4 separate regions of the Homo sapiens genome follow, and regions 2, 3 and 4 are each linked to region 1. The links are chromatin contacts, found by Hi-C or POLR2A ChIA-PET in ENCODE. All regions are on one chromosome and are shown on one strand. The core of a region is the stretch at or near the end of the contact, and the rest is flanking DNA. Distances in the headings are between cores, read along the strand shown.

The links. A loop is a pair of places that touch in the nucleus more often than their neighbours do. ChIA-PET counts read pairs that join two places held with the same protein, here RNA polymerase II (POLR2A). Pooled maps may share reads with other maps.
Region 2: a pooled map shows a loop between it and region 1 (4-fold over the local background). The contact joins the enhancer-like site here to the promoter of B3GNT7 in region 1. A Hi-C loop is called at or near these places in 2 of 37 single-sample maps with no recorded cell type and 3 of 50 pooled maps. POLR2A ChIA-PET finds 5 or more read pairs at or near these places in 1 of 52 experiments (activated T-cell).
Region 3: a map of natural killer cell shows a loop between it and region 1 (8-fold over the local background). The contact joins the promoter of PTMA here to the promoter of B3GNT7 in region 1. A Hi-C loop is called at or near these places in 1 of 168 maps with a recorded cell type or tissue (natural killer cell), 4 of 37 single-sample maps with no recorded cell type and 4 of 50 pooled maps. POLR2A ChIA-PET finds 5 or more read pairs at or near these places in 2 of 52 experiments (Panc1 and activated B cell).
Region 4: a map of GM12878 shows a loop between it and region 1 (3-fold over the local background). The contact joins the enhancer-like site here to the promoter of B3GNT7 in region 1. A Hi-C loop is called at or near these places in 3 of 168 maps with a recorded cell type or tissue (B cell, GM12878 and OCI-LY7), 5 of 37 single-sample maps with no recorded cell type and 6 of 50 pooled maps. POLR2A ChIA-PET finds 5 or more read pairs at or near these places in 3 of 52 experiments (B cell, OCI-LY7 and activated B cell).

What each region holds. Positions count from the first base shown.
Region 1 is chr2:231,392,832-231,398,062 of GRCh38, forward strand. It overlaps B3GNT7 (UDP-GlcNAc:betaGal beta-1,3-N-acetylglucosaminyltransferase 7), which reads left to right and starts at 2,879. Exons shown (of 2, transcript NM_145236.3): 1 at 2,879-2,983; 2 at 4,900-5,231. The coding sequence starts at 2,973. RefSeq lists enhancers at 501-1,083, 1,084-1,665, 1,961-2,010, 4,279-5,231, 4,421-4,490 and a silencer at 2,561-3,030.
Region 2 is chr2:230,972,255-230,977,485 of GRCh38, forward strand. No RefSeq gene overlaps it. Among named protein-coding and RNA genes, the nearest start is that of SPATA3-AS1, 21 kb to the right of the region's middle. RefSeq lists enhancers at 1,867-1,916, 2,037-2,176, 3,591-3,710, 4,815-4,864. Within about 2 kb of position 2,022, at least 4 of the 41 ENCODE cell types and tissues checked have a DNase peak (open chromatin) inside an H3K27ac peak, as active enhancers do.
Region 3 is chr2:231,706,346-231,711,576 of GRCh38, forward strand. PTMA (prothymosin alpha) reads left to right here and starts at 2,180. Exons shown (of 5, transcript NM_002823.5): 1 at 2,180-2,406; 2 at 5,003-5,074. The coding sequence starts at 2,362. It also overlaps the pseudogene LOC124906134. RefSeq lists enhancers at 312-950, 1,590-2,227, 2,228-2,866, 2,229-2,288, 2,867-3,504 and 1 more and silencers at 1,589-1,988, 2,509-2,688, 3,119-3,428, 3,919-4,328, 4,369-4,458 and 1 more.
Region 4 is chr2:231,659,740-231,664,970 of GRCh38, forward strand. No RefSeq gene overlaps it. Among named protein-coding and RNA genes, the nearest start is that of PTMA, 46 kb to the right of the region's middle. RefSeq lists a silencer at 2,266-2,465 and enhancers at 2,579-2,873, 2,806-5,231. Within about 2 kb of position 2,277, at least 35 of the 41 ENCODE cell types and tissues checked have a DNase peak (open chromatin) inside an H3K27ac peak, as active enhancers do; they include B cell, GM12878 and OCI-LY7, where a contact is called at or near this core.

The sequences.
Region 1 (5,231 bases), core at 1,629-4,128:
GTTACCAGCAGGGTCGGATTCCAACCTATTCTGGAAGGTTGAAGGGGTGGGATATAAAAGAAAGTGGAGGTGGAGGTAGGGATGGGCTGAGGGGCCAAAAGATGTACTGGGGAAGGGGGCATTTCTTGGGGTCCTCCAACGTCCTGGCTCACGAGCTTCCCCCTCCAAGGGAGCAACCTGAGGTGCACAGAGTGGCCTTGTGACAAGGACACAGAACCCACCTCCACCTTGGCTTGGGACTCCTGCAGCCTATGCAGCCAGCTCATCCGTCACCCACCCTCTTCTCCTGGTATCTGCCACTCTGGAACTTCCCTCTACCTCTGGGCTCTGCCTTCAGCCAGGGTTGGGGACAGCAGGTAGGCAGATCCCATCGCAGACAGGCCTGCCTTCCTCAGGGCCTCGCTTAAATCCACAGGAATCTGCTGGGGCTCTGCCCTCTGGCTGGGGCAGGTGGAACTGGCCAGATTGGCGGTGGGGGGACCACTGTGCTTGCCATAGGGACTGGCCCAGCTGCCCCACAGGGGAGCACATTGGAGTAACAGGGGAGGCTGACCCGAGCCTGGCCCGGCTCCACACTCCCCACCCCCACCCCACCATCAGGGACTCGCATTTAATTGTCATTCATTTCCCCTCTCTGAATTCAAACTAGGCACAGATCAAATGATTCCATGATGACAAACTGCCTGTCTCAACTGACCAGATTCCACTGGCAAACACTCCGCTGACCTTGGGCAGCTCCCTCTGCTCCCACCTCCTCTGGCCCTTGTGCTTCTGGGGCTTTGTGGAGTAGCTGGACATCAATGATAACACTAACAGTAGCCGGCCTGCCACCAAGTTCTTTACATAGGGGATGCCTATGTCTGTGCTTCATTGGCGTCATCTCACAAGGCCCTGAGCTGGCAGGAAATTGAGGTCTCAAGGGGAAAAGCCACCTGCCCCCAGTGACAACCAGGAAGTGCAAGACTCTGACCCAACGCCCATGCCTGCCATCCCCAAACATGGGCTCAAAACCCCCTTCCCAGGGACGGCTGTGTCCACCCCTCAGCAGGAGGAGGAGACCCCACAGCACCGGGTGAGAGGTCAGTGCTGAAGCCAGGGAGGCAGCTCTCAGCAGGGCACCTGTGTGGAGCCAGGGAAGCCAGGGCCACACTTGCAGGGTGAAGTGGGGAACTCGGAAGGCTGGGCAGTGGAGCAAAATGCTTGGTGCCCTGCGGGAACCGGTGGCCAAGGCTACACTGGGATGAAGGGAGCCGTGGAGCTGCAGAATCTGCGGGTGGCCCTCAGTGGCAGGCAGCCAGGCCAACAGGGGCTTTGGGCTGCAGGTCAGCCCCTCCCCTGCTCTGGAACTTTTGGAGGGCCATTACAAAGGACATCAGCCCCAAGATACTCCTCTGAAATTCTGCCTGAAAGGCCCTTCACATTCCCTAATTGGCACTTACAACATTCCAGAACATTCTATGGTACCTTAAGTTTCTCCTCCCCCTCCAAAGGGCCCTTGAACCTTAAGGATAGGGCAGAAGGGGCTCCTCACCCTGGCCTCGAGGGCTTAAGATCCAGCTGAGGACTCCTAGCCTCCCTGTGTGCTGGGCAGGAAAGTAGCTCCATGTCACTGCTGTCCCTGGGAAAGGAAAAAAGGTTGAGGAAGGGCTCAGAGCCAGCCTTCAGACCAGGCAGGAAGGGTTCAGAGCCAGCCTTCAGGCCATGCAGGCCTCCTGGATGTGCTTACTAACTCTGGGCTCGCTGTTCTCTGAGCTGGCTGGGAGTTCCCCTCTGCACCCCCGTTTCCTCCCCTGTAAGGTGGGAATAATAGCGTATGTCTCTAGGATTAAGTGAGCCAGTCATGCATGGGCCGAGAACCAGGTTTGGCATATTGTAGCTGCTCAGTGGACGTTAGCTGTTATGATTGGACCACAACGTGCTTCCGTTTCAATTCTGTGGGCCTTTTGGAGGTCCTGCTGGATGCTAAGCACCGAAACCTCAACCCGGAACAAGACCAGAACAACCTGAGCAACAACAGGACCAGCGATGGCTCTCCCTGCTGGAGGATTCTGGAAGTCACCTGGCTGGACCAAGCCCTCTCCGTGTTCTCTGTCAGCCCACTCCCCAGAGCCGCTAGGCCTGATGTGCACAAGCAGACTAATAAAGGCTTGAGGACAAAAAGGGTTTTGAGTGATAAGTGAAAAAAGAAAGGAGATAGGGCTGGGCCAACAGGCCTTCCCTTGGTGGTGGGGAGCCCTCAGAGGTGGGAGGAACCCCAGAGGTGAAGAGAGGGACATGGTGGGGGCACAAAAAAAGCTTCCAGAGCCACAGGCCTGGGCGAGTCCTGACATGGAGCCCAGTCTCATACGGCCTCTTTCCCTAGTGGCTGGCTTTGCTCCTGGCCCTAGGTAGCCCAACAGCTGGGCAAGGGGTCCGTCTGGTCAGGGGAAAGGTGCAGGGGCAGAAGGTAGCAGAGGGAGAAAAGGACACCCTGTCTGCCTCTGGCCCCAAAGACAAGTCCGAATGGGGCCAGAGGGAAATGGCTGGGCCTTGGGGTGCCCCAGGGTCTTGGAGGGGACCGGGTGTTCAGGTTTCGCACAAGTACAGGAGGGACCGGCGACCGCCCTCCCCCCGCCCCGGGAGGCTCCGCCAGGGACAGGCGTCCCCGGGATTGGAGGTGACCCCCGTGGGTTCCGAAGCCCCGCCTCGGCCATGCACTGTCTACTAGGCGCGCTTGGGGAGCCTAGGGGCCGTCTCGGAGAAATGGGGTGGTCCCCGCCAGGCGGCGGCGGGGCGGGCCCTGGGCGCCGAAGGGGTTAAGGCACCTGGGCCACCGCCCCTGCCGGCCCCTCCTCCCGCGGCCGGGAAGAGGAAAGTCGCGGCGGGGGCGCGGCCCGGTCTCCGTCCCCACCCGCCCGCCGTCCCGCCGGCCCGAGCCGTGGCGCCCAGAGCTGCGAGCCGCTCGCCCCTCCGCCGCTCCGGCCCGGGCCGCCATGTCGCTGTGGTGAGTGGGGCTGGGGGCCGTCGGGGGCCTGGGCGGGGGCGTGGGCCCGGGGCTCCCCCTCCTCCGTGGCCACAGACGGGCGCCGGGACTCCCGGGATAGGAGATGCCCCCGCGCGCGCCGCGCCGGCCTCAGTTTCCCGGGGGCGGATGGGCGGGCGGGCGCGGCGGCGGCGGCGGGAGATGTTCGCGGTACGCGGCCCCGGACCCGTGGGGGACGTCGAGGGGTCTCGGGGCGCCGCGCTCAGCTCCCCGGCCCCGCGGCCCTGGACACCGCTCCAGGACCCTGGCGGCTGGGACCCCAGGTCTTGCCGGCAGCTGGGTCCCCTCTCCCTTCCAGACCCCTGAGGGCCCCCTGCGTCCGGGCCACTCTCCTCCTCTCGGGGCTTCCTTCCGCGGGACCTCGGACCGCCGCCCGCCCGGCCCCTCTCCGCCCCTCCCGGGCTTTCCCTACGAATGGAGCGGACCCGGCAGGTGGAGCGCCCGCAGCCCAGGGCCTCGCCGCCTTCCCGGTGCACCCCCCGACCTCCCCCGTCCCGGCCTCGGTGGGCGGCTTCCCTGGAACCCCTAGGGCTGGCAGGGCCGGATCCGGAGCCCTCCGTTTCCTCCCCGGAGAGCTGGACCTTGGGTCACACCCCCCAGCCTGCACCTAAGGTGCCCCTGTCTTCCTCCAACCACATGCCCCAGCAACCTGGGGACCCTATGGGGAAAATGTCGCTCTATGGGGCTCAGCCTGCATTCACCCTGGGGCCTGGACCTGCAACCGGACCAGCCCTCAGGGCAACCCAGGCGTCTCCACGGGCTGCCTGTCTCTCCTGGCACCCTGCTCCTCCCCCTTGGAGGTCAGCGCCATCTCTCTGCTAGGCTGGCCCTGGAAGGCCACTCTGCTGTCCCCAGAGCTCTCAGCCCCCAGGTCTCCACTGGGGAGGGTGGGGCAGGTGTCCTGGCAGCCCCCGGAGGGTGAGATGAAGAGAGGAGGTCCTTCAGGACAGGGGCTCAGGCCCCAGGGCTTGGGACGACCAGCACTCCTGGCAGAGAGCTCTAATTTCTGCTTCCGAAATGGGTGTGGACCGGGGTTGGGGTGGGGGGGTCTCTGGGCAAGAAGGGTCCCTCAAGGGCTGGAGCTGCAAATGTGCCCCCTCCCAGGGAGTAGAGCTGTAGCCTCATGTCTTCTAATGGGGTGTTATGAGCTGGGGATGTTAAGGTAGGGGTGAGGGGCAGTGCCATGCTAGAGGTGCTCACTGCATCCTTGGGCCTCCATCAACCATGAGGGCTGCTCTTTGTTGGGTGAGACAGACTGGAGAAGGGGGAGGAGGGCCAGTCTTCCTCAGGTCCCAAGCTCGAGCCACTCTCCAATGTGCCCCACATGTGATGGAGCTCCCGGGCGGCACAGAGGATCAGAGGGTGCCCTCTCAATGACTCTGGCTCTGAGTCACCTAATGATACCGATACCTACTGCTGTGGGTAGGTACACCGCAGGGAAATGAAAGGCATTGGGGTTCCAGGCGTGGGGAACAGGGCAGAGGTTTCCACCTGAGGCCCTCCTGTTAAGGTGACAGCATTCCCCTAACTGTGCACCCGCTGCCTGGTACTTTATATAGCACTCCAATCCTGTGTTTTAGCCCCATTTGGGGGAAGAAGAAATCGTGGCTCAGAGTGGTTGTAAACCACTCATTCAGCTTGTAAGCGTCAGGGCCTGATTCCACAGTGCTCCTTGAGGAGAGGGCAGGGTGGGAGAAAGAAAGGGCAGGGTGGGAGAGGAAGCGGGACCCTACCCTGACAGCTTAGGGACTCCGGGACTGAGCCTGTGCCCAGGTCCACTTGCCCGTCTGGGACCACCCAGCCTCCCAAGGGGGGCGCCAGGAGAGCCCTGGGCTCATCTTTTCTCTCTCCTCTGTACTGTCCGCTCTCCCCCACAGGAAGAAAACCGTCTACCGGAGTCTGTGCCTGGCCCTGGCCCTGCTCGTGGCCGTGACGGTGTTCCAACGCAGTCTCACCCCTGGTCAGTTTCTGCAGGAGCCTCCGCCACCCACCCTGGAGCCACAGAAGGCCCAGAAGCCAAATGGACAGCTGGTGAACCCCAACAACTTCTGGAAGAACCCGAAAGATGTGGCTGCGCCCACGCCCATGGCCTCTCAGGGGCCCCAGGCCTGGGACGTGACCACCACTAACTGCTCAGCCAATATCAACTTGACCCACCAGCCCTGGTTCCAGGTCCTGGAGCCGCAGTTCCGGCAGTTTCTCTTCTACC
Region 2 (5,231 bases), core at 772-3,271, 420 kb before region 1:
GTTCTCACAAGATCTGGTTGTTTAAAAAGTGTGCCGCACCTCCCCCCTCTCTCTCTTGCTCCTACTCCGGCCACGTGGTAAGTGCTGGCTTCCACTTTGTCTTCTGCAATGATTGTAAGTTTCCTGAGGCCTCCTGGAAGCCAAGCAGAAGGCCAGCATCATGTTTCCTGTACAGCCTGTGGAATCGAGAGCCAATGAAACCTCTTTTCTTTATAAATTACCCAGTCTCAGGTATGTCTTTTTTTATTCTTTTTTCCTTTTTTTGAGACAGGGTCTTGCTCTCTTGTCCAGGCTGCAGAACAGTGGCATGACACAGCTCACTGCAGCCTCGACCTCTCAGGCTCAATCGATCCACCCACCTCAGCCACCTGAGTAGTTGGGACTACAGGTATGGGCCGCTATGCCCAGCTAATTTTTTTTTCTCTTTTTGAGACGGAGTGAGCTCTGTCGCCCAGGCTGGAGTGCAGTGGCGCAATCTGGGCTTGCTGCAATCTCCGCATCCCGGGTTCACGCCATTCTGCTGCCTCAGCCTTCCGAGTAACTGGGACTACAGGCGCCCACCACCACGCCCAGCTAATTTTTTGTATTTTTAGTAGAGACGGGGTTTCACCATGTTAGCCAGGATGGTCTCAATCCTCTGACCTCGTGACCCACCTGCCTTGGCCTCCCAAAGTGCTAGGACTACAGGCATGAGCCACTGCGCCCGGCTTATGCCCAGCTAATTTTTGTATTTTTTGTAGAGATGGGGTTTCACCATGTTGCACAGGCTGGTCTTGAGCTCCTGGACTTAAGTGATCCTCTCACCTTGGCCTCCCAAAGTGCTGGAATTACAGGCATGCACCATCGTGACTGGCCCAGTATCAGGTATTTCTTTATAGCAATGCAAGAACAGACGAATACACACGCAGTGGAGTATTACTCAACATTACAAAGGAAGGAGATTCTGACCCATGCTCTCATATGGATGAAACTTGGAGACATTATACTAAGTCAAATAAGTCAATCACAAAAAGAAAAATACCGTATGATTCCACTTAAAGAGGTACCTAGGGTAGTCAAATGCATAGACATAGAAATTAGGATTATGGTTGGTTGCCAGGAGCTGGGGGAAGTGGGGGATGGGGAGTTGGTGGTGGTTGTACTAGGTGAACATAACTTAATTCCACTGAACTCAACACTTACAGTGGTTACAATGGTGAATTCTAGGTTATGTCTATTTTACCACAATTTTTAAAAATAATTTAAAATCCATGATAAATAGAGTGACCATATAGTTTATTGTCTAAACTGGGACACTTTGGGCAATGAAAGTGGATGCTTTTAATAACTACACCTCGATCCTAGGGGTTAAAGAGACTGCCCTAGGTAGCCTGGGGGTTCCCCAAAATAGTCACTTCTCCACTTACTTCAGTTGAAAGTGTCTTCTTCGCCTGGTAAATATTCAGTACAGTAGCTATGGAAGAAATGTCACCATGAACGGTGCCAAGATATAATTATTCCTGTTCTGGAATGTCAAACTTTAACATTTTGGCCACAATATTCTCTTTTGATCACATTGTCATAATAATTTTGGGATAAAGTGGATGTATCCAGAAGTCCATTCTATGTTGGGACACTTGGCATTGCTCCATGCTTGTGTGGGGGTGGCACCTTTACCTCCCTGCCTCAATCCTCCCCTTCCCTCCCACTGTCCCCTTCCACCTATCCTTTCAGGTAGGTCTTACACAAATGGCCCCTCCTCTGTCCTGTCTTTCCTGATCCACCCTGTGGCATTTCTCCACTTCCAAACTTCTCTGGTGCTTTTACTTGGCGTCAGGTGACATGCGATAAGACCTGGATTAATTAGTTAATGTTAATAACATCTGCTTGACTGCCAATCCTGAAAAATACCGTAATTAACATCATCAACCAGCCATAGGGAAACCACCTTGGACCTCCCCGTGTAAACTACTTTGGGCAGTGCCTTGGGTTTTTCAAGAGTTTGTCAGGCACTTGAGGTTGAGGCTCGAAGAAAGAATATTATTTGATTCTTAGCCATGGTGGGAACCGACATTTATCTAAGTGTTTTTCATAGACAGGAAGTGGTAATTCTCACCCTCCCTGATCTGGGCTCTGACTCACTGGGGTGCCCCAGCCTCTGGGCCTGGGCTCACTAGTGGTAGCCAGCTGACCTGAGCATCAGAGTAAGATGCGTGCCTGAAAAATTCCCCTGGTGGGGCCGGTCATGAAAAGTGCCGTTCTCCTCATTCATGTGGTTTTGTCAGGATGCCCGGATTCCGCAGGCCCGGGCCAGTTATTTTGAGCACACAAGTCACTTTAAAAGACCCCTAAAGGTCACTGGTCCCAAGGATTATTTCACCCCCTCACCACAGTTAATGTCGTCTCCCCACCTCTGTTTTTCTGTATTCCCATAACACATTCTGAGTGTGGCTATGTGATGTAAAGAGCTGTTTTCATGCAAATGTTCAGGGTAACATCATGCATAGTGTCTTAGTTCATCTCCTGCCGCTATACCAAAATACCACAGACTGGGTAATTTACAAGGCACAGACGTTTATTTGGCTCATGGTTCTGGAGCTGGGAAGTCCAAGAGCGTGGTGCTGGTATCTAGTGAGGGCCATCCCATGGCGGAAGGCATCACGTCGTGAGAGAGAACACACGCGAGAGGAAGGAAAGAGGGGCAGAATTCCCTGATTTTATATCTAAGTCACTCCTGTGACAGCTAATCCAGTACCCCAATAATGGCCTGAATCCACTCATGAGAGCTGTGTTCCCATGACCTAATCACCACTTAAACGTGCCACTTCTCAACATTGTTGCACTGGCAATTAAGTTTCCAACACATGAACTTTGGGGGACACATTCAAACCACAGCACTTAGAATATAACAGGATTGCCCCCCTACAGCCATGAGTCCCTTGGATCACCAAGTTAATGTAACAATAACAAAGTCTAATATGATTTACAGGAAATTGGAAGCTTTAAGTAGCCTCGTGAAGCCAAAGGGCAGCATTAGAGCATATCTTTTGACACCCGAAGCTTGTGTCAAAAAGGGTATTAACAGTTGACCGCCTCACACCCACGAGGATGACTATAATTTTTTAAATGGAAAATAACCATTGGCAAGGATGTGGGAAAACCGGAACCCTCCTACTTTGCTTGTGAAAAATGTAAAACGGTGCAGCTGATGTGGAAATCAATTTGTTGGTTCATCAAAAATTTAAACATGGGGCCAGGTGCAGTGGCTCACGCCTGTAATCCCAGCACTTTGGGAGGCCAAGGCGGGCAGACCACGAGGTCAGGAGTTCGAGACCAGCCTGGCCAACATTATGAAACCCCGACTCTACTAAAAATACAAAAATTAGCCTGGCGTAGTGGCACATGCCTGTAGTCCCAGCTACTCGGGAGGCTGAGGCAGAAGAATCGCTTGAACCCGGGAGGCAGAGGTTGCAGCGAGCTGAGGTCATGCCACTGCACTCCAGCCTGGGTGACAGAGTGAGACTTTATCTCAAAAAAAAAAAAAAATTTAAACATGGAGTTTCCATATGACCCAGAAGTCCCATTTCTAGTATGTACCCAGAAGAATAGAAACACAGGTTAAAACAGTGACCAAAATGTAAAAACAGCCCAGCTGTCCATAAGCTGTAAATGGATAAACTAGACTGTAGTACATTCATAAAACGGAATATTTCATCATAAAAAGAAGGCACTACCAACGCATGCTGCAGCTTGGATGAACCTAAGTGAAAGAAGCCAGACACAAAAGGACACATATTGTATGATTTCATATGTATGAAATATCCAGGATAGGCAAATCCATTCGAGACGGAAAGTAGGTTGGTGGTTGCCAGGGCCTGGGGGAGGGGGAAATGGGGCGTGGTTTTTTAATGTGTATGAGGTTTCCTTTGGGGGTGATAAAAATGTTATGGTTGAATGAGACGGTGAACGTACTGAAGCCACTGGATGTACACTTTAAAATGGTTAAAGTGGGCCGGGTGCGGTGGCTCTGCCTGAAATCCCAGCACTCTGGGAGGCCGAGGCAGGTGGGTCGTCTGAGGTCAGGAGTTCAAGACCAGCCTGGCCAAAACGGCGAAACCCCACTTCTACCAACAATACAAAAATTACCTGGGCATGGTGATGCATGCCTGTAATCCAAGCTACTCGGGAGGTTGAGGCAGGAGAATCGCTTGAACTCGGGAGGCCAAGGTTACAGTGAGCCGAGATTGCGCCACTGCACTCCAGCCTGACAGAGCAAGACTCTGTCTCAAAAAAAAAAGAAAGAAAGAAAGAAAGAAAGAAAAATAAATGGTTAAAGTGGCAAATTTTATGCTATATAAATTGTGCCTTAATTTTTGAAAAGTTTACACTTTGAGTGAGGCAAGTGTTTGGCACAGAAACCACTTCTCTCCTGGCAACACTTCATAATCCTCCAGTGGCAAAGCCCCTCTCCGCAAACCCATCTCTCAAGCCACGCACGTCCCAAGAGACACAAGAACACTAGAGGCCAGACAGGAGGGGACAGCCTGCATTGTGTCCTTCACCCTTATTTGGACCTTCGCCCTATTGCCTTCTCACACTCTCAGAATCCAGAGGTCATGCCAGTTCAAAAGGAGCCGGTATCATGGAGACTGGGGCTCAGAAACCAATACCCCCAAATATGGCTCTGTGACATGCTGAACTGAAGAAGAAGCCACAAGATTTCTCTGACCTCCCCCAACCCCCGCCTCTGTCTCAGTCTGTCTCTCTCAAAGCACAGAATGAGGTTGTTCTCTGAAGTTCCCTTATCTGCCTAAAGCCCAGACTCACTAAAGAAGAAAACAATTACTCCTGGTCCCTTCCTAAATTTTCATGAACTGAACTCATATCCAGGAAGAAAGACTGACATCTATCAACACAGCTAGGCAGACTTTTGTCACAAACCGTTGTATACTCTGCAGGCACAACAGACTTTGTCCCAGGCCATTGTATGTTCTTCAAGCCCATTGAATTTCTCTAAAAATCACTTAAACTAAAATCATCCACACTGCCCCATCTCCCTTTCCCCTAAGAAGAAGGGTATATAAGCATATGTACCCCGCTGGGTTATCGAATAATCACTCTGCTACAGTTCCCCATGCTTGACACGTTAAAATAAATTCATAGTGTTTTATCTAATTAACCTGCCTTTTGTGAGTTGATTTTTGTGCAAACTTTCTGAGAGCGAAGGGGAAGTTTTCACGGGTATTGCATGG
Region 3 (5,231 bases), core at 930-3,429, 310 kb after region 1:
AATCCCTCCAACTCTCTGAGAATGTGACACAAAGGAGGGGGTCACGGTGGCTGAGGTCAAGGAGCCCTTCCTCTGTGAAGGGCGGCCCCAGGTCTGCGCGGCGGTGAAGACAGACTGGCAGTGGGAGGGAGGGAACCCGACAAAGAGTTGAGACGCGTAGTCCTCGGGAACAGCACTGTGGAAGTCCCCCGGATTGAGGCGCGCCCGTCCAGTGGAGAATGCCACCTCCAGCCACTGGGGCGCCTGGGGGCAGGGCGGAGACACAGCGGGCGTCCCTTCGCCGCTGCATAGGAGGGCGACCGCTGGGCAGCGGGTGTTGGCGCGGTATCCCCGCCCTGCCCAGCATCTGCCCCACGTTTCTTCAGGCTAAACTACCGGGATCCCGGGCTTCTTCCTAAAGTAAAACTCGCTCCGGAAAGGCCAACAGTCCAGCGGCCAGACGGGCACCTGGGAACGCGGGCCTAACGCGTACTGGAGACGGAGTGGCGCCCGGCACTGCGCGCCTCCTCCCCGCCGGGAGACTGCGTGCTAAGCTCAGCAAAGCCCCGCTGTGGAGACGGAGCCATGTCGCCCATTACCTAATGAAACTGAGAAGGGAGACTCAGTCTCTCTTCTAGCCCCGAGCGCAAGCTCTGCTGGACTTGGCATCGTCCGCCCTCCACGATCCCACACTCCGGGTTTTCCCCATTCCCAGCTCGGCTGCAACCGAGAGACAGACGGAAGAAACTGCCAATGGAAGGACGCAAAGCGTCAACTTTGTGTTCGCCCGCCACTCTCGGCCAATGTGCGCTCGTGTCTCCGGAGTCCCGCCTTCCGTGTCGGGCGCCCCCTTTTGGCAGCACAGGGACGAACCCTACGTCTCGCCATCTTGTGTGTGGCACAGGTAAATTTCTGGACTATCTTTCCACCTATTCTGGTCCTTTTTCCCACACAACCGATTTCTTAGTTCGACAGCTAAGTGCGGTGGCGATAAGGCCAGCGTAGCCTGTTGTTCTCGGATCGCCCACGTGAGCTAGATCGCTACGTCACGCCACGCTTGCCGAGCCCGGCGCCATCTTGAGTGTGGCGTTTTGATGCTCCCCTTTCTCGGGGCTCCGCATGGTTCTCTAAATGGTCCCCCAAATTTCAGGTAGTCCCCAAAGATTAGCCCAACTGGCTCCAGAGACGATGATTTTTCCCGAGGAACTCTGTAATGTTCATGTGCCCATCGCAGTCCAGCAGTGGGGTGGGAGAAGGGTAGACTCGATGGCCCGGCAGGCCCCTGGAGGAGGCTGCCCTGAGGCTGTCGCGACGGCAGTGACCGCTCGGGACAGACCCTAACTAGAAACCTAGAATGAGGGGACCGCTATGCCGTGCGGGGCCCGCGGGCTGTCCCACTCGAGGGCTGGAGCCGGCATCGCGCATCGAGTCCGCTTGATACATGAATCCGTGTGTGCTTGGGACGGTGCCCGCTTGTCGACTGACTTGGCCGACGGACGCCGGACCTGATGGTGGGCAATCGAGGTCGCCTGCCCACAGGACTAGGGGTGCCCTGCCCTGGGAGGGCGCGAGGGCATGGCAGAGGGACGGGGCGGCCCAGGTGCCCGGGTCTCGGCCTCGTGACCTCGTTGCTCGTCGTGGGGCTGCCGTCCACTTGCACTGGGACAATCCTTGGTCCAAGGCGCCCAGGCGCGGGGGGCGGGCACCTCCGCGGGCACTGCGCTGGGCACCGCCCGGGGCGAGCGCGGCCCAGCACCCCGCCTTCCCCTCCCCCGCGCTGGCAGCCGTCGTGTGCCCGCCGCCCCCTCTTCCCTCCCCCTCCTTCCGAGCAGCCGCGGGGAGGGCGGGAGAGGGAGGGAAGGGGGTTGGGCGGGCAGCTTTGCCGCGCTTTGGCTTTCTGCGTCAGCAGCCCCAGCAAAACAGCTGCGGGAGCGCGCGTCCGGAACGCGCTCGCGCACCCCTCCCCCGCGCCCTCGGCCCTGCTGAGACCCGGCAAACTCCGGCCTTGAATGACAGTGCGATCGGCGACTGCGCAGCGCGGGACGCGCCGGGGCACTGCCGCTTTAAGCACGCTTGTCCATTGTTCGGAATCGAGCCAATGAGCGAGCGCCCGCTCCCTGCGCTCAGCCAATAGCGGCCGGGCATGGGAAGCCGAGCGCCGCCCACTAATCTATATTAAAGCTTCTGGCGCCGCGTGAGTCCCCCACTGGCTGCTCTGAAAAGCCATCTTTGCATTGTTCCTCATCCGCCTCCTTGCTCGCCGCAGCCGCCTCCGCCGCGCGCCTCCTCCGCCGCCGCGGACTCCGGCAGCTTTATCGCCAGAGTCCCTGAACTCTCGCTTTCTTTTTAATCCCCTGCATCGGATCACCGGCGTGCCCCACCATGTCAGACGCAGCCGTAGACACCAGCTCCGAAATCACCACCAAGGTGAGGCTGGACGCCGCCCGCCCCCTCGGGGTCCGCGCGCCGCCGCTCGGGCGGTGTTTGGCGCGCAGCAGCTGGACTGTCTCAAGCCCGCTGTTGCTCCCTCTCGCGGGGAAACGGCCCGCCCCCGGCGCGGTGCCCTCAGGCAGCCCACTCTTTGTGTGGTGCGGGGGAGGGGGCGGGAACCGCCGCGGGCAGACGTGATGCCCGTCGGGGAGTGGGCCGGGCGCCCTCGGGGGCCGAGGGCTAGGCGCGGAGGCCGGCTCACGGCCCTCGAAACTCGTCTGTGGCCGGTATGAGTGGCGGCGGGAGGAGAAGAGCCTGGCTGGGGGTCGTCGGCCCGCCGGGCGCACGGAAATAACTTTGAAACTCAAGCGCGTTGGGAATCGGAAGTGCTGGGGGGCGCGTGTTGGGGCGCGGGCCGGCCGCGGGAAGTGGCGGCGAGCGCCCGCCGGCCGCGCTGCTCTTTGTTCGGCGCCAGGCCGGCGGTTTCGCGCCCTGCAGCGGACCTGAGGTGGTTTGTCTAGACTAAGTCCCGATAAGGCGGATGGGGCGACGGGCTGGCTGGCCGCGACGTCGGCCGTCCCGGCGGAGGTGTGACGGGCTTATCCGCTTTGGGCGCTCTGGGAGGCGGGGGTGGGCGCCCTTCGAGGTGAGTGCGCCGGGAGCGGCCGCCCAGCTTCAGTCATGCACCCGCGGTGCCGGGCTTGGCTGAGGAGGCGAGAGCCCACGCGCCGCAGGGAGGAAAGAGAAAGTGAAGCGCGGCGCTGGGGCGACGATGGGCGCCCCCCGCGGCTGCCCGGGAGCACCGTGTGCGCCGCAGCTCGGGGCGACGCGGGCCAACACGGCGGCCGCGACAGGCCAATGGTAGGGTCGAACTGGGGGGGCGCCCGGGCCCCGTGGCGGGTTCACTGCCCTCGGCTATGAGGTCCTGCGCGGCTGGTGCGGCTCCGCTCCTGTTGTCGGCGCCGCCTCGGTCCCACTGCCCGCCCTGGGTAGCGTCTCCGCCCTTGGCGGGAGCGGGGCGCTCTCAGACTGACTGGCTCTTTCTTAATATTTCGGCCCTCGTCCGCGCCCGTCGTGCCCCTGCAGGGATTGGCGCGAGTCACCTTGGCGTCTCCTTAACCCTTGTGTCCCTGGCGTCATCTCTGACTCTCCCAGGGGCGACTTCTTGGCAGAGCGGAGCTCGGGGCCCGGATCTCCACAGGGGCTCTCAGTGACCCCTTCTGGACTCAGTCCGGGAATGAGTTTGTGGGGTGAGAACACCGTCCCCAGTGCGGGGCCTGGCTGTTCGATTTTCTCCGAAGCACCAAAAGGTGACTTCCCGCGAGGGCGATGAGTAGTAGCCCGAGAGGCGCATCCCCGACAGTCTCGGACCTACGCAGCCCGGTGGACTTTGGGGCGACCTCCCGTGGGACTTGGCCCGCCGAATGCAGACATTCGGGCCTGCCGGGGTGGCGGCAGTGGGGCGTCGAGTCGAGAGCCCGGCCGACCGACGCGCGACCCGCGCGCGTGCCACTGCAAGCTCTGCCTGCCGGCCGGGAGTCTCCAAGGCAAGGGACGCACTCGGCGGCCCCGGGCCACGTGCTCCCTGCGCGCGGTGCGTGCCGAGGCCCGCGCGCAAAGCCCGCCGGGCGGGGGATGCGCGCCTGCGCGCCGCGACCTCCCTGCCCCCACTGCTCCCCGGGGCTTCGGCCGCCAGGGGGCGAGAGCGGGCGGAGCCGGGGTCCGCGGAGCGGAGCGGGGCGGGCCGGACTGAGAGGGCCGACAGGTGGCCCGGAGCCGCTCGCCGGACAGCGGCCGAGGGGTTCCCGCAGGCCCGGACGCCGGACCTCTGTTGGTATTGGTGGCCGTGTCGTGTGGAAAAAGTTACCGGGCGCCCGGGGCCGCGCTGCCTTTTGGATCCCGGGCGGAGTCCCACCCCCGAGGTGCTGTCGGGATCCCTAGCCGCCGCGGGGAGGCCGGGAGTTGGTGGCTCCGGCGGCAGGCCCCGGCCTGGGGCACCGCCAAGCAGCGGTTTGCGGCCTCTAGGAACAGCGGTCGGATTTGGGGGGTCGGTGTGCTTTGGCTTTTTTAGATACCTGTCCTGGCCGGGGCGGTGCGGCCTCGCGGGCCTTCCAGGCTGGCGCGCCTGTGGGGCTCTCCCCGAGCGCAGGCCCCTCTCTCTTTGCCTTATTTATTTTTGGAACATAACCTGCCGCCTTTCTAGACGGCTCGAGGGGCGGGCTCTTTGCACTTGGAAGCAGGCTGATGGGCGTGAGTGTCCGGGGCTCGTCCACCCGGCCGGACGGGCTGGGGGCTGTGGCGCCACATGGCTCCTTTTTCCTGGGAAGCGCCAGGGGGCAGTGGGAACCGCCACCGGGGCCGCTGTAGCGGGCCTTAAAGGATGGGAAACCTTGATCACAGATGCCCCCCGCCGGCCTTCCTTCCACCAGACCAGTGGGAGAGGGACCGCAGGGGCATCAGGCCTTTCTCAACATGCGACTCTTAATTTGGGACGGACAGAACAGCCGTACAGACCAGTAGTTCTCAGCGCCTTTGCTTACCCTGGGTTGCTCAGAAGACTTACTGGTTACTGGTTCCTTCTTCCCTTTTGAAGGACTTAAAGGAGAAGAAGGAAGTTGTGGAAGAGGCAGAAAATGGAAGAGACGCCCCTGCTAACGGGAATGCTGTGAGTGTCTGCTTTGCTCCTGAGCCCTGGCAGCTACCGCCCCACAAAATTTTTCCTGTTCTACTTTAAACATACCTATATATGTGTGTGTATGTGTATATGTATAGCTTTGCACAGTGGCAGTATCGTAGCCAATGAGCTTTACCCGAGGCGCGAT
Region 4 (5,231 bases), core at 1,027-3,526, 270 kb after region 1:
AGACGGGGTTTCACTGTGTTGGCCAGGCTGGTCTCAAACTTCTGATCTCAGGTGATCCACCCACCTCAGCCTCCCAAAGTGCTGGGTGTGAGCCACTGCGCCCGGCCTCATGAAGTCTTATTAATAGGAGTCAGGGACCTGTTAAGATTGAGTCTCTCACCAAGCAAGACAAGGACCTACCACTTATCAGTATTGCTGAGTGTTGGAGTCCCCACCTTGTTAAAGTTTTTTTGTTTTTTTGTTTTTGAGACAAGGTCTCACTCTGTTACCCAGGATGGGGTGCACTGGTGCAATCTCCAGATTCAAGTGATTCTCCTGCCTCAGCCTCCTGAGTAGCTGGGATTACAGGCACACGCCACCACACCAGGCAAATTTTTGTATTTTTAGTAGAGATGGGGTTTTGTCATGTTTTCCAGGCTGGTCTGAACTCCTGGCCTCAAGTGATCCACCTGCCTTGGCCTCCCAAAGTACTGGGATTACAGGCATAGAGCCAACATACCACTCTGCCTTGTTAAAGTTTTTTGTTTGTTTGTTGAGATGGAGTCTCACTCTGTCGCCCAGACTGGAATGCAGTGGTGCGATCTTGGCTCACTGCAACCTCCGCCTCCCACGTTCAAGCCATTCTCCTGCCTCAGCCTCTCCTGAGAGTAGCTGGGATTACAGGCGGCGCACCACCATGCCCACTAATTTTTTGTATTTTTTTAGTAGAGATGGGGTTTCACCATGTTGGCCAGAGTGGTCTCGAACTCTTGACCTCAAGTGATCCACCCATCTCGGTCTCCCAAAGTATTGGGATAACAGTCGTGAGCCACTGCACCCGGCCACCTTGTTAAAGTTTTAAAAAGAGAAATAAGGATGGACACAATTAAAAGATCATATAGACCTTAAGGACTTGGAAACTGAGGTTGCAAGTCAGACACCTCAACTTGGATGAAGGATCTCTGCTCCGCTATTAGTTTATGAATTTGGGCAAGGCTAATAACCTTAAAATCTCAGCTGCTTCAGGTATCAATGACGAATGATCCCTGCCCTCTGCCTTCTACTTTGACCCCATTCTGACCTGCAAAAATGCCGTTCCTCATAATCCTCAAATGAGCTGCGGAAACTTGAAAGGTAATTGTGACCTGCGAATGTGCTACTGACTACTGAGACCCTGTAGGAAAAAATAAAGGGAGGGAGGAATACGGATACTTTTCCTTCCAACCCCATGACCTGATCACAAGAGTTATGTGCATTCTGGATCCCAAGTCACCAGATAACTAACATTCTAACCTTTGAACGTGGTCTCTCAACTGGCCGGGACCTAGCTCTCCCCAGAGACCGTGAGAAACTGGCAGTTGACCGGCTCCTCTGAGCCTGCTGAGTTTTTTTCTATTTGCCCAACCACAGCTCTGCCAGAGAAGCAAAAACTGCTCCAGTATGTATGTAAACCATGAACCAAACTTCCTAATGCACGGAAGAGCGCTGGCAGGAACCATGCCACTGAATCAGACAGTGGCTGTACTGGAAGGTGGAAAAGACTATTCGTCCTTTCGCGTCCTTTAAGTACTTCTGTACTTATCTCTGTGTGTCAGTTCTTCCACGTGGACCTGGTTATGAAAGTTAATGCACTTAAAACAGGGCCTGGCATACTGCAAACGGAAGGTGAACACTACCATTCTTTCTTTCAAAAATTTCTACTGGCCGGGCGCGGTGGCTCACACCTGTAATCTCAGCACTTTTGGAGGCTGAGGCGGGCAGATCACGAGGTCAATATATCGAGACCATCCTGGCCAACATGGTGAAACCCCTTCTCTACTAAAAATACAAAAATTAACTGGGCGTGGTGGTGGGCGCCTGTAGTCCCAGCTCATAGGGAGACTGACGCAGAATTGCTTGAAAGCGGGAGGCGGAAGTTGCAGTGAGCTGAGATCGCGCCACTGAACTCCAGCCTGGGCAACGACAGCGAAACTCCGTCTCAAAAACAAACTTCTACCAAGAACTTGTATTAGTTTTATGGCTAAGGTTTGCTTTTAAACATTTTCTTGATCATTGTTTTACAGGAACATCTCTTTAATGGAAATTTTTAAACTTATTTTTGCCTCCCCCAAATCCATAACCCCAATTTGAAGTAGAAAGTTGCAAACTATGGGGATGAATTTGCGGAAGGGTATGTCTTTTCTTTTTCTATGAACAACTCAGAATCACATCTCAAAAGGTGTAGGCACTTTCAAGAACGCTTCATCCGCCCGCTTTAAGCACGCGCACCGACGAAAGAGTTTGGGGAGCGAGCGCCTCGGGCTTCCCCGGAGGGGAATTTTCACCCCCGCCAGAGGAAGAGGGCCCAGCTGCGCCATTAGCGCGTGCGAGGGAAAATGGAGGCTCCTGGTCCCACCCGCGCACCGGCGCCTGCGCCCTGGGCGCCCACCCCGGCCCGCGAGGCGGCCACGGCCGGAGAGAGAGGGCAAGGGAACCAGTGCCGTGTCGCGCCCCACCCTGCGCCCGAGCGCAGTGCCGGCGAGCCCGGCTCCGGCCCTTGAGAGTCCGCTCCAGGCCGCTCCACACCACGAGCCGCTCCGCAAGTTTGCAGCGCTCCGTGCTTTCCCTCCAGCCCTTTGTGTTCTAGCGCGCGTCGGAAGGAACGCGGGAACGCGCGCCGTGCTGTGCGCCTGCGCAAGGGTTCAGGCGGTGCGCCAAGCCTGGAGTCAAGAGTGGGCGAGGCTCTCGGCCGCTCCGCCCCGGGCCGCCTTCGCTCCGCCCCTCGCCCGCCATTTCGTGCTCCGCCGCGTCTCCCGCGTCTGGGGCGCGGCTTCCGCGTGATGGACGCCCGGAAGCCGGCACAACAAATGCCCAAGCGCCAGGGCTTCGCTGTCTGCAGGTCCTTCCGCTGCCCGCGGAGCGAAGATGGCGCCTAGAGCTTGCAGCGTTGCCCAAATATGGGGGGAATTAGGCGCCTCTACCTCCTCAAGAAGGGTCTGCCGGCTGACCTCGGGGGTGTGCACGTCCTTCTGTGTGCAGAACCCTGGGGCGTGCGCCTTTCTGTATGTGCACAACCTCGGAAGTGTGCGCATACCCTTGCTTACACTCCCTAGCACGCACACCAAAACTCTGGCATGCACGAACCCGCGGGTTTCCATGTTTTCGTATGTGCACGACCTCGAGGATGTACTTGGACCCGAGAATGTCCGCATTTGTGTTTGCACAGGTCCGGGTGTGCACGGACACGTGCATTCAGGAATGTAGTGGTTCACAGAAGCCGCTGTTTGCGCGGCCCGGGGATGTACGTGGACCCTCGAGTGCTAGCCCCGCCTCCGCTGTCTGTGGCCCGCGAACACGATCTTGTTTCCGGCCTGTTTTGGATTCATTTGCACTTGCCCAGTTTACATGCAAAGCATAATCTGCCGACCACCCCAAGCAATTTTTAATCTTTCCTTCGTTCTTTCTTCACTGATTTTTTGGCTCCTGCCCTGGACCCAACTTTGCACTTGGGCGCACACGGTGATAGTGACGCAGAGCATGAAGCCAGTGGGAGAAACGCCTAGAAATAGGCAGTTAGGACAACCTGAGACCACTGTGAAGGAGGCGCTTGGCTTGTCAATGACAGGGGAAGCGGCCTGGAGGAAGCCGTGAGCCGAGACCAGGGCATGGGGTAGAGGGAATAGGGTAATGGGCCCAGGACTGTTTGGGGAGGCATTCAGTCTCATTTGAGAGGATGGTGGGTGGAAGCAGAGGAGGCAGGTCATGGAGAGGAGTGTGTGGGGAAGGGACCTGTTGGTGAGGCTCGGGGGGCAGAAGACTTGGGCAGGCGTCTGAAGTGAGAGCTCGCATGGACTGGCCTCCCTAGGGAGCAGTGGGGAGAAGCAGCTGGGGCCTGGGGGTAGAGCCCGTGTGCCCACTGTTGACACCTTCGCGGGCTACTGCTCCTCGTGGCTTCTGTATGGAGCACAGGCCTCTTTCCGGGAGAGGGACTCGGACTGCAGGCTCCAGCCCTGCACTGCCATGAAAGGCCTGGGCAGGTTGTCTGCATAAGAACAGTACCTCTGGTGGTGGAAATGGAGGGAGACGCCACGGCACAGAGGACCTGTCCCAGACACGCGGGATGGCAAGCATCAGAGCTGGAGTGACTGCCGAGGTCCCCTGGTGAGGCCCTCCTTGTCTCTCCCTCAGCAGCCTAGTCCCCTCTGATTTTTTTTTTTTCTTTTTTGAGACGGAGTCTCTGTCGCCCAGGCTGGAGTGCAGTTGGCACCGTGTAGGCTCACTGCAACCTCTGTCTGCTGGGTTCAGGCACTCCTGACCTCAGGTGATCCACCCGCCTCGGCCTTCCAGAGTGCTTGGGATTACAGATGTGAGCCACCGCGCCCGGCCCGTCCTCTGTTTATGGTTACGGGTACTCTCCAGTCATGCTCACGGAAAACCTCTCCCTGGAGGTGTCTGCGTTTGCCTTGAGAATCCCTCTCCACGAGGTCCCCAATGTGTCTGTCCCCAGCTCATTGGAACATGTCTCAGGGAGCAGGGGCCACTTCGCACACTTTGCAGGACAGCCTTTTTGCTGTAGGCCAGATCTTTTTTCTTTTTCCTTTTTTTGGAGACAGAGTCTTGTTCTCTTGCCCAGGCTGGAGTGCAGGTAATATGATCTCAGCTTACTGCAACCTCCACCACCTGGGTTCAAGCGATTCTCATGCCTCAGCCTCCTGAGCAACTGGGATTATAGGCATGTATCACCACACCTGGCTAATTTTTGTATTTTTAGTAGAAATGGGGTTTCACTATGTTGGCCAGGCTGGTCTCGAACTCCTGGCCTCAAGTGAACCACCCGCCTCAGCCTCCCAAAGTGCTGGGATTACAGGCACTAGCCAATGCACCCGTCCTAGGCCAGATTTTTTTTTTTTTAATCTGAAATGAAGGTTTTTTTTCAGTCACCCAGAAGACACTTTTTTGTTTTGAGAGAGAGTCTTGCTTTATTGCCCAGGCTGGAGTGCAGAGGTGCAATTTCGGGATTACAGGCACATGCTACCACGCCTGCCTAGTTTTTTGTCTTTTTAGTAGAGACGGGGTTTTCTTGGCCAGGCTGGTCTCAAACTCCTGACCTCAGATGATATTCCCGCTTCAGCCTCCCAAAGTGCTAGGATTACAGGCGTGTTCCACCGCGCCCAGCCTAGACCAGATCTGTTTTATCTGAAACGGAAATGAAGGCTTTTTTTCTGTCACCCAAAAGATACTTTCTGAGCACATGGTCTGTTAAGCCTCTGTCT